Linked DNA regions of Homo sapiens: region 2 is linked to region 1. Evidence: chromatin loops called from intact Hi-C (ENCODE). Cell type or tissue: breast epithelium. All regions are shown on one strand. Links, peaks and the distances in the headings refer to the core of each region. The heading gives the core; the rest is flanking DNA. Region 1 has its middle 210 kb from the start of NPY. Region 2 overlaps FAM221A (family with sequence similarity 221 member A).

Region 1 (2,815 bases), core at 279-2,778:
CGCAGTCATCTCTCTGGCACCACCAGGTTGTCACCCCTTTTCAGCCCCACAAGGTTCATTCCATGGAAGGGAAACACAAATGCCACCTTTCCATGTCTAGAAATGACCCTGAGAGGGAGCAAAGAGAAGGCAGACTTGAAGGAGGTCTTTGGAAATTAAATCAGTCCAAGCGTAGAGAATCCATAGTGGATTAATCTTCTATTTCCTTTCCATGATGAGCCTGTCCCTATGAATAGAGTTGCCCTGCCTCTCAGCGGTTATCTGCCTCTTCAAAAAGTTAATGCAGCTTCCAATTAGATCTTTTTTCTCTCCTGTTAATCTTGGTTCTGAAACCAGACTACTGTTCTTCCTCTGCTGTCAGCCTTGTAAGCCAAGTCTCAATTAGCCAGCCTGGCAGTGATTACCATCTTGTCGCTTCACTGTTCAGACATTCTTTAATTTCCTGGAGTATGCCAGCCCCCTTCCTCTCCTCTTCCCTCCCTCCAAAGCACTTTTGCTAAAACTGCAGCCCATGACGTCCCAAGCTGCATTATCTCTGCAGGGGATGGGGGAGTTGACGGGTAGGGATGCCTTTTGCCGTAGGTTCAAGCACACTACCCTGGTAGCAATCTTAACAGATGAGGCTTTTCTACTGGTGCTGCCATGAGTCTCTGACTGTCCTAGTGGGATTCTCTCATGAACATATGGGCTAACGAAGTTTACGTGAAACTGGGAAACCCCAAAGCAGACTTTAGTTTTTAAAATAAAATGGGCCAGGCATGGTGGCTCACGCCTGTAATCCCAGCACTTTGGGAGGCCAAGGCAGGCAGATCACCTGAGGTCAGGAGTTCGAGACCAGCCTGACCAACGTGGAGAAACCCTGTCTCTACTAAAACTACAAAAATAGCCAGGCGTGGTGGTGCATGCCTGGAATCCCAGCTATTTGGCAGGCTAAGGCAGGAGAATCACTGGAACCTGGGAGGCAGAGGTTGCGGTGAGCCGAGATTGCGCCATTGCACTCCAGCCTGGACAACAAGAGCAAAACTCTGCCTCAATAAATAAATAAATAAAATAAAATAAAAAGAAGGGTGAAGAGGAGGATTCAGGCCCTTAATCTCAACAATGAAAGGTGCTTGGTTGAACCTACTTATAATAAATCTCATCTCAGAAGCTAACTCAAAACTTTCAGAGTTCTATTCCAGTTCTGCCAGTAACTGAGTACCCTTGAGTAGAGCCACATCACATTTTGGCCACAGTTTGTTTATAATGTTAGAAGTCTTCCATTCAACTGCAAGTTAGAGGTCTTCCATTTAACTTATAGTTTAAAATACAAATTTATTCTATTTACTCTGAAACCACATTATAATAAGTATTTGAGAGAAGAGACAAGGAAATTAGGGAAGAGCAGACAGGAGATGTTCACCAAACTTAGAAGCTGGAATATGGACTGAAGAATTAGAAGAGATGTGGAAAGTAAATACCAGGTGGCATCAGAAAGAGATGAAAGTGAGAACAGAGCTGTTTCACACTGCAGAGCCTTAGAAGGACTCATGGACTGGATACTCTAAGAGCCATAGAGGGTAAGGGGGCTGGCATATTGCAGGAAATTAAGGAATGTCTGACAGTGAAGTGGCAAGATGGTAATCACCGAGGAGGCCGAAAAGGGGTGAGGAGCATTAGAATTTGCCATAAGATTAAACCCCAGCCTCCTTCCCCCAGCCCATCTGCCAGACTACCCCCCTTCCCCTACCATGGCAGGACATTGGAGGTTTATTCTAGGGGAAAAAATTGAACCAGAGTGGCTCCAGGTCCCAGAGCACTAGGTGGGGCAAAGACATCTACTGAAAAATGAAGATAAATGGATGACTTCTACTGAACCAGGAAACCACTGTCACCCCACTCAACTTGAAGAACACCCAGCTAAACAGAGGGCAGGAGGACATAAGTGGATTCTTCTCTGGAAAAATGCAATGGTCCCAGAAAAAAAATGACTATAAGGGGAGAAAAAATTCCTCTACCCTCTTAGGTTCAGTGACTGGGCCTATGAAGTTAAATTGACAGCAGACAGATTAACAAGAGAAAAACAGAGCTTATTAATTAATACTTGCATCATACATACATGTGGAAGAACTCGATGATGTGTAACTCAAAGGGGTGGTGAGAACTTGAGTTTTTCATGGCTTCTTAACAAAGCAGAGTAAATTTGAGGAGAAGTGACAAGACAAAGGAAAATGGGCTGAGGCTTTTAGGGGCAGGAAGGCAAATATTTGGAAAAAGGTAAAATATATGGGAGAAGCCAGTGGAAGATAAGGATTATTTAGCAAGATTTGTTATGTACATTTTTCTTAGTGCTTGACACCTCTGGGCTGATAAAAGTCTAGAGTTGTCTCCTGGTGATTAAGAATTCTGCTCTTCCTGGTAAGAGACAGGGAGAAATCTTCCCAAATTTATGTCCTGCTGTTAGGCAGCTAGCAGAAGAGCAGAGAACTTTTCTTGTGCCTGCTTCTTCCCAATTGCCTTCAACTCCAAATAATCCTTATTCCAAAATGGCACATCTTGGGATGCCCAACATGATGCACAAAAATTATCCATAAGTGCAGAGTAGTTGAGTCTCCCAAAGAAATAGCCAGTCATTTTCCATGAGCTCTACCAAATGACAAATTCACACACTCACACACACACACGTGCACAGAGCTTTAACTTTTTAGCACGTAAACATGAAAACATCTCAAAGCATCCTCAGATGTTTGAGGAGAGCCTAACATGAAAGACCAAGAATCAAACATACAAAGAGAAGAAACTCAAAAGAAACAGAGATACTATAGACATTGGCAGA
Region 2 (2,815 bases), core at 105-2,604, 380 kb after region 1:
GAATGAAGTAGACTTGTGTGTCCTGACACAATAGGCCTTCACATTTTTCTAAGTTGAAAAAAAAGTAAAGCCAGGTATGGTGATGCATGCCTGTAATCCCAGCTACTAGGAAGACTGAGACTGGAGGATCGCTTGAACCCAGGAGTTCAAACCTAGCCTACCACCATAGCAAGACCCTATCTCTTAAACAATAAATACAAATAATTTTTAAAAATTAAAAAGTAAATAGTAAAATTGTATGTTAAAGAGAAAAATTAATTGATGATAGCAAATTACCCTCGGGGAAAGAATTAGACAAAGAGAAGTATTCAAGGGTGTTTTGCACTTAATTTCTTTCTTTTTCCACTTAATTTCTATTGTTTGAATCTTTTACAAGAAAATATATACTCGTATGGGCCTGGCGTGGTGGCTGAAGCCTGTAATCCCAGCACTTTGGGAGGCTGAGGCAGGCAGATCACCTGAGGTCAGGAGTTCGAGACCAGCCTGACCAACATGGAGAAACCCCCATCTCTACTAAAAATACAAAATTAGCCGGGCGTGGTGGTGCATGCCTGTAATCCCAGCTAGTCGGGAGGCTGAGGCAGGAGAATTGCTTGAACCCGGGAGGCGGAGGTTGCGGTGAGCCGAGATCGCGCCATTGCACTCCAGCCTGGGCAAGAAGAGCAAAACTCCGTCTCAAAAAAAAAAAAAGAAAAGAAAAGAAAATATACACTTGTATTTATGTAATTTTTAAATGAAAAAATACATGCTTGTTGTAAAAAAGAAAAAAAAAACTTACACACCTGTGTTTCAAGTAGACAGGGAACACATTCTGCTCCCCAGTCCCGCTCAGCTCTCAGAAGGATCCATCTACCTTTAATAGTTTAGAATAGATCCTATTAAACTTTCCCTACATTATTTACAACATATATGTATGCAAGAAGATATATGTGTGTGCACATACATATATACATATTTTACTACAGAAGTGATTACATGTATATACACGTATGTTCATATACACACATGAACATAAACCTATTGTTTCCAAAATGAAATGGATATAATAGCTTAAGTTACATACAGTAGAGTAACAGGTAAACTATATCATATCAAATAAAATAAATATTATTCAGCTATTACAAACAGTGGAGATGCAGATTCAAATTTGAGTACAAGTATTGGGATGGAAATGATCTCTGCCACTTGCTTTCTAAATTCTATAATGACAATACATTGTATAGTAGCAATAAAACCTCTTTTATGGATACTAAATAGGTCTGAAAAAATAAAAAATAAAATAAAAATTTTAAAAACCTCTTTTAAAAAATAAAAATCAAACGAGAGAATGTTTTCTGAAAGAAAAATACTATAAATTGCTTAACAAATATAAGGCTTCACTATTGTTAGCACACATAAAAACAATACAATGGGCTCACATTTCATATAGTATCACTTACCAATCCCACTGTCATCTAACCGCATGTAGCCTTCCGCCAGCGAGCTGAAACCAGTTAATCCTCCCATGGCTGCATAAGGAATGTCCTGTCCCACTGGTTTTTCCTGAGCCAATCTTTCTTGCTTAGTTTCCACTACTGTGTCATGGGCATATGCAGGCTGACCACAAGCACAAGTGAAGCAGCTATGGAATCCTGAACACTTGGAACCTGAATCAAGATGTAAAGGGAGTTAAATTCTTAAAGGTACTATGTTGTCTACCCTAAAGACACTTAGCCTGGCAAAAGCCAGCTGAACCTAGATCCTCTGGCCCCTGTAACTCTTACCTCCAGCCACCGAACTCCTTCCTAGCCACTGTTCTTACTTCTAAAACATGCCGAAGTAGTAACCAGATACAACACAGAAAAAAAAAAAACTGCAAAACACAACAAGGACTAAAAGAAATTGAAGAGCCAGGTAATGCAGACCCTCTCCTCAAAAACTGAATTATAAGCAGGCATGGCGGGGAGAGCCCAGTGGCCAGGACCAGGTGAAGAGATAATGTAGAAATCTTCCTACAGATCAACTCCCCATAAAAGCCAAATTAGAAGGCCAACCTGTAGACACAGAAAGGGTGTAGTGTAATCTTGCTCAGCAATAAAAAGGAAAGAAGTATTGATATAGGCTACATGGATGAATCATGAAAACATCATGCTAAATGAAAGAAGCCAGTCACAAAAGACCACATATTCTATGATTCTATTTATATAAAATGTCCAGAATAGGCAAATCCAGAAACAGAAAGTAGATTATGGGTTGCCTAGGGCTGGGGAGAGAGAAAAGTAAGGAAGGACTCCTAGTGAATATGGAGTTTCTTTTTGGGGTGAGAAAAATGTTCTGAAATGTATTGTGCTGGTGGTTACACAACATTCATGCTGATTATATATTAAAAATCATTAAACTGCACATTTTAAATAGGTTAATTGTATGACATGTGAATTGCATCTTAGAAAAGTCGTTGTATAAAAAAATCAAGCCACATTGTAATGGAGGCCAGAATATACTATTAACAAAATCTTTACCCATTCACACCTCTGACAAACATATATGGGAACAGCTAGGCACAGTGGCTCACGCCTGGAATCCCAGCACTTTGGGAGGCCAAGGTGGGCAGATCACTTGAGGTCAGGGGTTTGAGAACAGCCTGACCAACATGGCAAAACCCCGTCTCTACTAAAAATACAAAAATTAGCCGGGCGTGGTGGCGGGCACCTATAATCTCAGCTACTTGGGAGGCTGAGGCAGGAGCATCACTTGAACCCTGGAGGCAGAGGCTGCAGTGAGCCAAGATCATACCACTGCACTCCTGGTGACAAGAGCCTGGGTGACAAGAGCAAAA

What was found. A loop is a pair of places that touch in the nucleus more often than their neighbours do. Peaks named below come from ENCODE experiments on the same cell type or tissue, not always from the same donor. Only the 100,000 strongest peaks of a DNase experiment are listed, where the experiment ranks them.
Region 2: a loop joins it to region 1, with 33 times the contacts of the local background. A loop is called at or near these places in 1 of 110 quality-filtered maps.

Annotation. Positions count from the first base shown.
Region 1 is chr7:24,071,364-24,074,178 of GRCh38, reverse strand. No RefSeq gene overlaps it. Among named protein-coding and RNA genes, the nearest start is that of NPY, 210 kb to the left of the region's middle. In breast epithelium, for the core only: no CTCF peak of the experiment used is centred there; no DNase peak of the experiment used is centred there.
Region 2 is chr7:23,690,221-23,693,035 of GRCh38, reverse strand. It overlaps FAM221A (family with sequence similarity 221 member A), which reads right to left. Exons shown (of 7, transcript NM_199136.5): 4 at 1,440-1,646. Among named protein-coding and RNA genes, the nearest start is that of FAM221A, 11 kb to the right of the region's middle. In breast epithelium, for the core only: no CTCF peak of the experiment used is centred there; a DNase peak (open chromatin) is centred at 1,485.